3 separate regions of the Homo sapiens genome follow, and all the other regions are linked to region 1. A link is a contact called in ENCODE Hi-C or POLR2A ChIA-PET data. All regions are on one chromosome and are shown on one strand. Each heading gives the region's core, a stretch centred on a gene start or an enhancer-like site at or near the end of the contact. The rest is flanking DNA. Distances are from core to core; before and after follow the strand shown. Region 1 holds the start of CFAP126 (cilia and flagella associated protein 126). Region 2 overlaps F11R (F11 receptor). Region 3 holds the start of ARHGAP30 (Rho GTPase activating protein 30).

Region 1 (2,886 bases), core at 202-2,701:
CTTATACTTGGTGTGTTGGTTAAGATGAGGATTTTGGGGGAAGAAGGAAAAGAGAAGGGACTGATGGATATACTTTATTTATTTTTTATTTTTTGAGACGGAGTCTCACGCTGTCGCCCAGGCTGAAGTGCAGTAGTAGCATGATCTCTGCTCATTGCAACCTCCGCCTCCCGGGTTCAAGCAATTCTCCTGCCTCAGCCTCCCGAGTAGCTGGGATTAGAGGCATGCACCACCATGCCTGGCTAATTTTTTGTATTTTTAGTAGAGACAGGGTTTCTCCATGTTGGCCAGGCTGGTCTCGAACTCCTGACCTTGTGATCCGTCTGCTTCGGCCACCCAAAGTGCTGGGATTACAGGCATGAGCCACCGTGCCCGGCCTGGATATACTTTATAATGGTCTCCTGGTCCTAATGATATCTTTGGGCAACTTATTTCTTAGTTTTTCCCTTTCATCTTGACACCTTATATATAAATTCACTTTACAATTCACAAAGCACAGTTCTACTTACTTATTAATTCTCCTAACCACCTCATAGATGGGTATTACAATACCATTTTATGAGTTTCAGAGGGGTTTCCTTGTCCCACACATATTAGGCTTATGTCCTGGCAGCCCCCCATTGAACTCTCCAAACCTGATCCTTTCCACTCTGTGATTTTCTCTCTTCATCCCTGCTCAATCTCCCTGCACCAGCACCCGATTCCATTTTATTCCAGTCAACACTAAACGCCTGTGTTCTTAGGTGCTGATTCTAGACAGTGACAGAGGAAATTTTTTAAGGACCAAGGACAAGATATGTTTTTCCTTCTGGGGACAGATTTGAGCTAGTTGCTTTTTAAATATTGTTCCTTTGTTATTCTGCCTGATAAGACAAAGTAGTGGGCCTTATAAACAGGATCTCACCAGGATTGAATACCTACTATGCTATGATATTGTCTAGACACTTTATTCATTTTATCTCACTTACCCTGTAAAAGCAGGCTCTATTATCCCCACAATACAAATGAGTTGATAGAAATTTAGTGAAGACAAGACAGTTGTTTAATGTCATATAGCTCCTATGTTCCCATGTTGAATAAGGATTCAAACCCCAGTATCTGGCTCTACAGCCTGTGGTACATTACACCATGTTGTCCAACAAGCATAGCTCTCAGGGTTACATGGTTTGTTAAAGTGGTTAAAAACCCCAATCAAAGGCCCGTGGAAGTTCTTAAGCAGGGGTAGGTTATGCCAGAAAAAAAGTAGTGGCTATTCAGCTAATTTTCTCACATTTACTCAGTCTTTCCCGTCTGTAAAATAAAAATGAATCTAAGTTCCAGAGAAAACAAATGGGGGCAGTGTGAGCCAAGGAAGTGAATAATAATAAGCAGAAGAGAAAGGCAGCCTCTGCTCATTGGTAGTCCCAGGAGGTCGGCCTTCTGCAGTTGCCAAGCAACGAGTGTAAACAGCACAAGATCATGGCCACTAACTACAGTGCCAACCAGGTAAGTTCCCATTCTCCATTTCTTTAACGTTTACTTTTGTTTTTCAGATTCTATCTTTGGACTGTCCCCTCTCATAGGATTCTGATCTTTGAACAGATAGCTGAGAGTGGAGTGAGATAATATTTTACCTCCTCAGGGATAGAGAGAGCCCAGGGGCGATCCAAAGGTATCTCTTGGTTAAATTTGTAGGGTGTAAACCAGAAGTTGGCAATTTTTTTTCTGTAAAAGGGCGGAGTGTAAAAATTTTAGGCTTTGCAGGCCAAGTGGCAAAGTCAAAAATATTCTGTAGCTACTTGCATAATTAAAGAAAAACATTTTTCCATAACATTTTTGACAAATTCAAAATATAACTGAGTACAATTTTTTGTACTACTAATGAAAATAATGGAATTTTGGGGGTTGAGAAAACATTTCACTTAACTGGGATTCAAAGTTAGTGTTCCATTTGACTGAATCAATTGTAAATGTTCATCTATAAAAATCACCCTTACTCTCAGGCCATCCCCAAACAGGCAGCAATATGGATATGGCCCATAGGCCATAGTTTACCAACTCCTGATCTAGACCAGTGCTGCCCAACAAAAAGAGTGCGACCCACAAATGTAATTTTAAATTTTCTAGTAGCTACATGAAAAAATTAAAACATAAAATTTAAATATATTGAATTTAACCCAATAAATCCAAATATTATTTCAACATTTAATCAGTATTTAAAAAATTATAATCAGACATTTTACGTTCTTTTTTTGTACTAAATCTCCAAAACCTGCTGGGTGTTGTAGCTCACGTCTGTAATCCCAACACTTTGGGAGGCTGAGGCACAAGGATCGCTTGAGGCCAGGGGTTTGAGACCACCCTGGGCAATATGGTGAGACCTCGTCTCTACAAGTAAATTTAAAAATTAGCTGGACATGGTGGCATGCACCTGTAGTCCCAGCTACCTGTGAGTCTGAGGGAGGAGGATCGCTTGAACCCAGGTGTCCAAGGCTGCAGTGAGCTAGGATCATGCCACTGACTCCAACCCAGGTGGCAGACCAAGATCCTATCTCAAAAAAAAAAAGAAAAGAAAAAAACTTAAAAATTCAGCATATTTCATATTTACAAAGCACCTCAATTTGAACTAGTCATATTTCAGGTGCTCAACAGCTCCATGTGGCTCCCGGCTCCATGCTGGACAGCACACATCTAGACCAAACAAATTACACCCTTGTCATAGTGACTTAAAGCCTACATGGTTGGTCAGGCCTTTGGTCTTCAAATCTAAAGAATTGTGCCTAGTCTTCATTTCCTGGGTTTGGGGCCTTGAAGTCTCATAGGGCTACTTATCTTTCTCTCCACAGTATGAAAAGGCTTTCTCATCCAAGTATCTGCAGAACTGGTCTCCCACTAAGCCAACAAAAG
Region 2 (2,886 bases), core at 137-2,636, 370 kb after region 1:
ATTTGCCTTACTCAGGTGCTACCGGACTCTGGCCCCTGATGTCTGTAGTTTCACAGGATGCCTTATTTGTCTTCTACACCCCACAGGGCCCCCTACTTCTTCGGATGTGTTTTTAATAATGTCAGCTATGTGCCCCATCCTCCTTCATGCCCTCCCTCCCTTTCCTACCACTGCTGAGTGGCCTGGAACTTGTTTAAAGTGTTTATTCCCCATTTCTTTGAGGGATCAGGAAGGAATCCTGGGTATGCCATTGACTTCCCTTCTAAGTAGACAGCAAAAATGGCGGGGGTCGCAGGAATCTGCACTCAACTGCCCACCTGGCTGGCAGGGATCTTTGAATAGGTATCTTGAGCTTGGTTCTGGGCTCTTTCCTTGTGTACTGACGACCAGGGCCAGCTGTTCTAGAGCGGGAATTAGAGGCTAGAGCGGCTGAAATGGTTGTTTGGTGATGACACTGGGGTCCTTCCATCTCTGGGGCCCACTCTCTTCTGTCTTCCCATGGGAAGTGCCACTGGGATCCCTCTGCCCTGTCCTCCTGAATACAAGCTGACTGACATTGACTGTGTCTGTGGAAAATGGGAGCTCTTGTTGTGGAGAGCATAGTAAATTTTCAGAGAACTTGAAGCCAAAAGGATTTAAAACCGCTGCTCTAAAGAAAAGAAAACTGGAGGCTGGGCGCAGTGGCTCACGCCTATAATCCCAGAGGCTGAGGCAGGCGGATCACCTGAGGTCAGGAGTTCAAGATCAGCCTGACCAACATGGAGAAACCCTACTAAAAATACAAAGTTAGCCAGGCATAGTGGTGCATGCCTGTAATCCCAGCTGCTCAGGAGCCTGGCAACAAGAGCAAAACTCCAGCTCAAAAAAAAAAAGAAAGAAAAGAAAGCTGGAGCTGGTGGCTTAGGCCATCACCCTTCCCTTGGCTGGAACTACTGGACAGACCCTTTTGAGATGTGCCTGTGGTGCTGTGGAGATGTGTGTAGTGGTCTTAGCTCTTTGTTGAGCTTGTGTGTGTGTTGTGTAGTCTTAGCTGTATGCTGAAATTGGGCGTGTGTTGGAGGGCTTCTTAGCTCTTTGGTGAGATTGTATTTCTATGTGTTTGTATCAGCTGAATGTTGCTGGAAATAAAACCTTGGTTTGTCAAGGCTCTTTTTTGTGGGAAGTAAGTAGGGGAAAAGGTCTTTGAGGGTTCCTAGGCTCCTTTGTACAACAGGAAAATGCCTCAAAGCCTTGCTTCCCAGCAACCTGGGGCTGGTTCCCAGTGCCTGGTCCTGCCCCTTCCTGGTTCTTATCTCAAGGCAGAGCTTCTGAATTTCAGGCCTTCATTCCAGAGCCCTCTTGTGGCCAGGCCTTCCTTTGCTGGAGGAAGGTACACAGGGTGAAGCTGATGCTGTACTTGGGGGATCTCCTTGGCCTGTTCCACCAAGTGAGAGAAGGTACTTACTCTTGTACCTCCTGTTCAGCCAGGTGCATTAACAGACCTCCCTACAGCTGTAGGAACTACTGTCCCAGAGCTGAGGCAAGGGGATTTCTCAGGTCATTTGGAGAACAAGTGCTTTAGTAGTAGTTTAAAGTAGTAACTGCTACTGTATTTAGTGGGGTGGAATTCAGAAGAAATTTGAAGACCAGATCATGGGTGGTCTGCATGTGAATGAACAGGAATGAGCCGGACAGCCTGGCTGTCATTGCTTTCTTCCTCCCCATTTGGACCCTTCTCTGCCCTTACATTTTTGTTTCTCCATCTACCACCATCCACCAGTCTATTTATTAACTTAGCAAGAGGACAAGTAAAGGGCCCTCTTGGCTTGATTTTGCTTCTTTCTTTCTGTGGAGGATATACTAAGTGCGACTTTGCCCTATCCTATTTGGAAATCCCTAACAGAATTGAGTTTTCTATTAAGGATCCAAAAAGAAAAACAAAATGCTAATGAAGCCATCAGTCAAGGGTCACATGCCAATAAACAATAAATTTTCCAGAAGAAATGAAATCCAACTAGACAAATAAAGTAGAGCTTATGAAATGGTTCAGTAAAGATGAGTTTGTTGTTTTTTGTTTTGTTTTGTTTTGTTTTTTTAAAGACGGAGTCTCGCTCTGTCACCCAGGCTGGAGTGCAGTGGTATGATCTTGGCTCACTGTAACCTCCGCCTCCCGGGTTCAAGCCATTCTCCTGCCTCAGTCTCCTGAGTAGCTGGGATTACGGGTGCGTGCCACCATGCCTGGCTAATTTTTGTGTTTTTAGTAGAGACAGGGTTTCACCATGTTGGTCGGGCTGGTCTCAAACTCCTGACCTCTTGATCCGCCTGCCTTGGCCTCCCAAAGTGATGGGATTACAGATGTGAGCCACCGTGCCTAGCCAAGGATGAGATTTTTAAAGTATGTTTCAGTTCTGTGTCATGGTTGGAAGACAGAGTAGGAAGGATATGGAAAAGGTCATGGGGAAGCAGAGGTGATTCATGGCTCTGTGAATTTGAGGTGAATGGTTCCTTATTGTCTAGGCCACTTGTGAAGAATATGAGTCAGTTATTGCCAGCCTTGGAATTTACTTCTCTAGCTTACAATGGACCTTTTGAACTGGAAAACACCTTGTCTGCATTCACTTTAAAATGTCAAAACTAATTTTTATAATAAATGTTTATTTTCACATTGAGTTTGTTTAAATCCTGAAGTTCTTACCTTAAGAGAATTGGGACTCCTAGAGTGATTGGACATTCAAAATATTCCTGATAGTCTTGTTAATTAAGAGATTAGGATATCTTTCCATTACCTTGATAATTACGTTTTAATTTAGCTTTTTTCATTGGCCTGTGTTTAAATGCAAATAACCCCACAATGGACATTTCCTATGTTAAAGTGACATTTAGGGGATAAAAAATGAGAGCAGTTCC
Region 3 (2,886 bases), core at 198-2,697, 300 kb after region 1:
GAGAATGTCGCCTTTCCCCCTGGGTTTTGGATCACTAATTCAAGGCTCTTCTGGATGTTTCTCTGGGTTGGGGCTGGAGTTCAATGAGGTTTATTTTTAGCTGGCCCACCCAGATACACTCAGCCAGAATACCTAGATTTAGTACCCAAACTCTTCTTAGTCTGAAATCTGCTGGATTTCTGGCCTAAGGGAGAGGCTCCCATCCTTCGTTCCCCAGCCAGCCTAGGACTTCGAATGTGGAGCCTGAAGATCTAAGATCCTAACATGTACATTTTATGTAAATATGTGCATATTTGTACATAAAATGATATTCTGTTTTTAAATAAACAGACAAAACTTGTTCTGTCTGGCTCCTGTCTTGCCCCTTGAACTGTGTAAGCTCTGAGTCACATACTCTCTGTCTCGGTACCATCCTTCCTGTAGTCCCAAGTAGGGGAAGACTTAGGATGCCTGTAGCTGGGAGGGAAGGGAAAGAATTGGCCTCCACAAGGCCTTTGGCCATCTCTGAGAGTCCCCTGGTAGGAAAGTGAAGCTAAGAACCCTTTCGAGGATGGCCAGTACCTTAGTTTGCAAAGTGTTTTAAATTCCTTTTTTTTTTTTTTTTGAGATGAAGTCTCACTTTGTCACCCAGGCTGGAGTGCAGTGGCACTATCTCAGCTCACTGCAACCTCCGACTCCCAGGTTCAAGCGATTCTCTCACCTCAGCCTCCCGTATAGCTGGGATTACAGGCACCCGTCACCATGCTCAGTTAGTTTTTGTATTTTTAGTAGAGACAGGGTTTCACCATGTTGGCCAAGCTGGTCTCGAACTCCTGACCTCAGGTGATTCACCCGCCTCAGCCTCCCAAAGTGCTGGGATTACAGGCGTGAGCCACTGCGCCCAGCCTGAATTCCTTATTGTACTGGAGACTCAACAACAGCTATGTGAAATAGGCAGCAGTGTACCCTTTTTTACAGGTAAAGAAACTGAAACTCAAGTTAAATGAGTTTTACAGACTCTTAGAGGTGGGAGGATTTAAAGGTCCTCTAGTCTGCTCCCTTCATTTTCCTAGGTTTGGAAACTGAGGCTCAGTGAAGTAATGCGATTTGACTGAGGTGCTAGATCCATCAGAGGCAGAACCCAGGCATCCTCCCTTGTGAGTGTGCTTTTTACAGCCCTGTGTCAACTTGCTCCCAGGCAAGCCCCAGGTCTCTACCTTGGACCCAAGAATTCTGGTCTCTAAGGGAGTTGGTCACCTGCTCACACCACAGACGCCATCACCCCACCCCAGGGCTCTGACATCACCTCCCCTGACCAATGAATGAAGTCCAAGCAAAGGGTGAGGATGTGAATGTCAGCTACCTCCCCCACCCTAGGCCCTGTGGTTGCAAAGATGCTCTAACAGGAAGTGGGTTAAGGAGCTGCACTGCTTCCTGCCCCCTAAAGCTGAGCGGGGCGAGGAGGGCGAGTGCCAGGCTGGGCCACGAGACACAGGACACAATTTCTTGCCAGGGTCCTGGTAGCTTCCTCTTCAACAGCCACTTCCGTGTGGCCGGGGCCCCAGGGGCAGGAGCTGCTGCCCGTTGCCCAGGCCACCCTCCACCCCCAATTGGGAGCCCTGCCCCCCTGGGGCCGGGCCAAGCCCAGCAGCTGGCTGGGATCCCATGGGGGACTGGTAGGGCACAGGTCTTGGGGGATAGAGGTGACCGGGCCAGTGCCCTGGGGCTCTGGCCATGAAGTCTCGGCAGAAAGGAAAGAAGAAGGGCAGCGCAAAGGAGCGGGTTTTTGGGTGCGACTTGCAGGAGCACCTGCAGCACTCAGGCCAGGAGGGTAAGGAGGCCGGCTCAGCTTCTGCAGGGTGGGTGGGGAGGCACTGGGCATCTGCAGCCCGATCCAGCCTGAAGGGCAGAAGCAGTTTCCGGTGCTCCTGGGGAAGGGGCAGTGGCCTGGGGTCACCATTCAAGAGAACTGTAAGTGGGCAAGACAGGAAATGTGGCTCAGTGAAGAAGGCAGGGCGGCTCCCTTGTGTAACTTTCTGGGGATGGGGTGGCTGAGGGGATGAGAATGTGAGTACCCAGGTAGCAGTGAGGGGGAGGATGGAGAGACTGGAAACCGAGGAGGAGTGGATGAAACAGCGGGCAGGTGACTGGGAACAGGAGAGGGAGGGTGAGGCGACAGGGTCAGGAGAGGAGTGGCTGAAGGGGAAATGATTATCCTTAGGTCTGAATGAAAGGAGACAGGGAAATGGCCCCAGAAGGGTCTCAAGATGGCCCTTGAGGCGGGTGGTTTCCTGGCTGGAGAACACCCAAGGACAAGGTCATGGGCTCTGTTCCCACTGCAGCCTTGCTGGGCCGCAGGGGATGATGTCGGGCTGGAAACAACCTCTGCCCCTAGTCTTTGTGATTCTCTTGTTGTCCCTGTGCAAAAGAGAAACAGGTTCAAAGTGGGGGGCAAGGGGAGAAGCTGCTGAAATGGGGAAGAATGAAAGAGAGGGTGTGAGGCCTGGCTTGAAGCTGGAGGTGGAGGGTGCAAAGGAGGGTGGGTGTGGAGCTGTCTGTGGAGCTCACCCAGCTCCCTCCCTGGGTTACCTTAGAGTGGGCTTTGAAGCCAGAAGGACCAGGGACAATATCAGGTTCACAACGGGGCCTGGCATGGAGCAGCCACTCAAAATCATTTCTTGATTCAATTTGAAATTGAACCCAGGCACCCTGGCTGCCCAGCCCAGCTTGTTTTTGGCACTTCAAGCTCCTCCTAGAGAAAGGCATAATTCTTTCCCCACTCCACCCCATTCCACCCCACCCCAATCTGTCATTTCCTCTTTGTCCCCTCCTCTGCTCTGGGCTGTGGTGCTTGCAGCGGAGGGAGGGTGATGGTGGTTCCCAGATCATTTCCTGCTCTTAGCCCCG

Evidence for each region. A loop is a pair of places that touch in the nucleus more often than their neighbours do. ChIA-PET counts read pairs that join two places held with the same protein, here RNA polymerase II (POLR2A). Pooled maps may share reads with other maps.
Region 2: a loop to region 1 is called in a map of A673, with 4 times the contacts of the local background. The contact joins the enhancer-like site here to the promoter of CFAP126 in region 1. A Hi-C loop is called at or near these places in 2 of 168 maps with a recorded cell type or tissue (A673 and CD4-positive, alpha-beta T cell) and 2 of 50 pooled maps. POLR2A ChIA-PET finds 5 or more read pairs at or near these places in 2 of 52 experiments (CD8-positive, alpha-beta T cell and PC-9).
Region 3: a pooled map shows a loop between it and region 1 (2.0-fold over the local background). The contact joins the promoter of ARHGAP30 here to the promoter of CFAP126 in region 1. A Hi-C loop is called at or near these places in 1 of 50 pooled maps. POLR2A ChIA-PET finds 5 or more read pairs at or near these places in 4 of 52 experiments (A673, BJ, HepG2 and 1 more).

The regions. Positions count from the first base shown.
Region 1 is chr1:161,366,441-161,369,326 of GRCh38, reverse strand. It overlaps CFAP126 (cilia and flagella associated protein 126), which reads left to right and starts at 1,451. Exons shown (of 5, transcript NM_001013625.4): 1 at 1,451-1,485; 2 at 2,826-2,886. The coding sequence starts at 1,459.
Region 2 is chr1:160,995,956-160,998,841 of GRCh38, reverse strand. F11R (F11 receptor) reads left to right here. Exons shown (of 10, transcript NM_016946.6): 10 at 1-2,886. Among named protein-coding and RNA genes, the nearest start is that of F11R, 24 kb to the left of the region's middle. Within about 2 kb of position 1,386, at least 19 of the 41 ENCODE cell types and tissues checked have a DNase peak (open chromatin) inside an H3K27ac peak, as active enhancers do; they include PC-9, where a contact is called at or near this core.
Region 3 is chr1:161,068,452-161,071,337 of GRCh38, reverse strand. It overlaps ARHGAP30 (Rho GTPase activating protein 30), which reads left to right and starts at 1,447. Exons shown (of 12, transcript NM_001025598.2): 1 at 1,447-1,810. The coding sequence starts at 1,714. NECTIN4 (nectin cell adhesion molecule 4) reads left to right here. Exons shown (of 9, transcript NM_030916.3): 9 at 1-340. RefSeq lists a silencer at 1,562-1,711 and an enhancer at 1,608-2,154.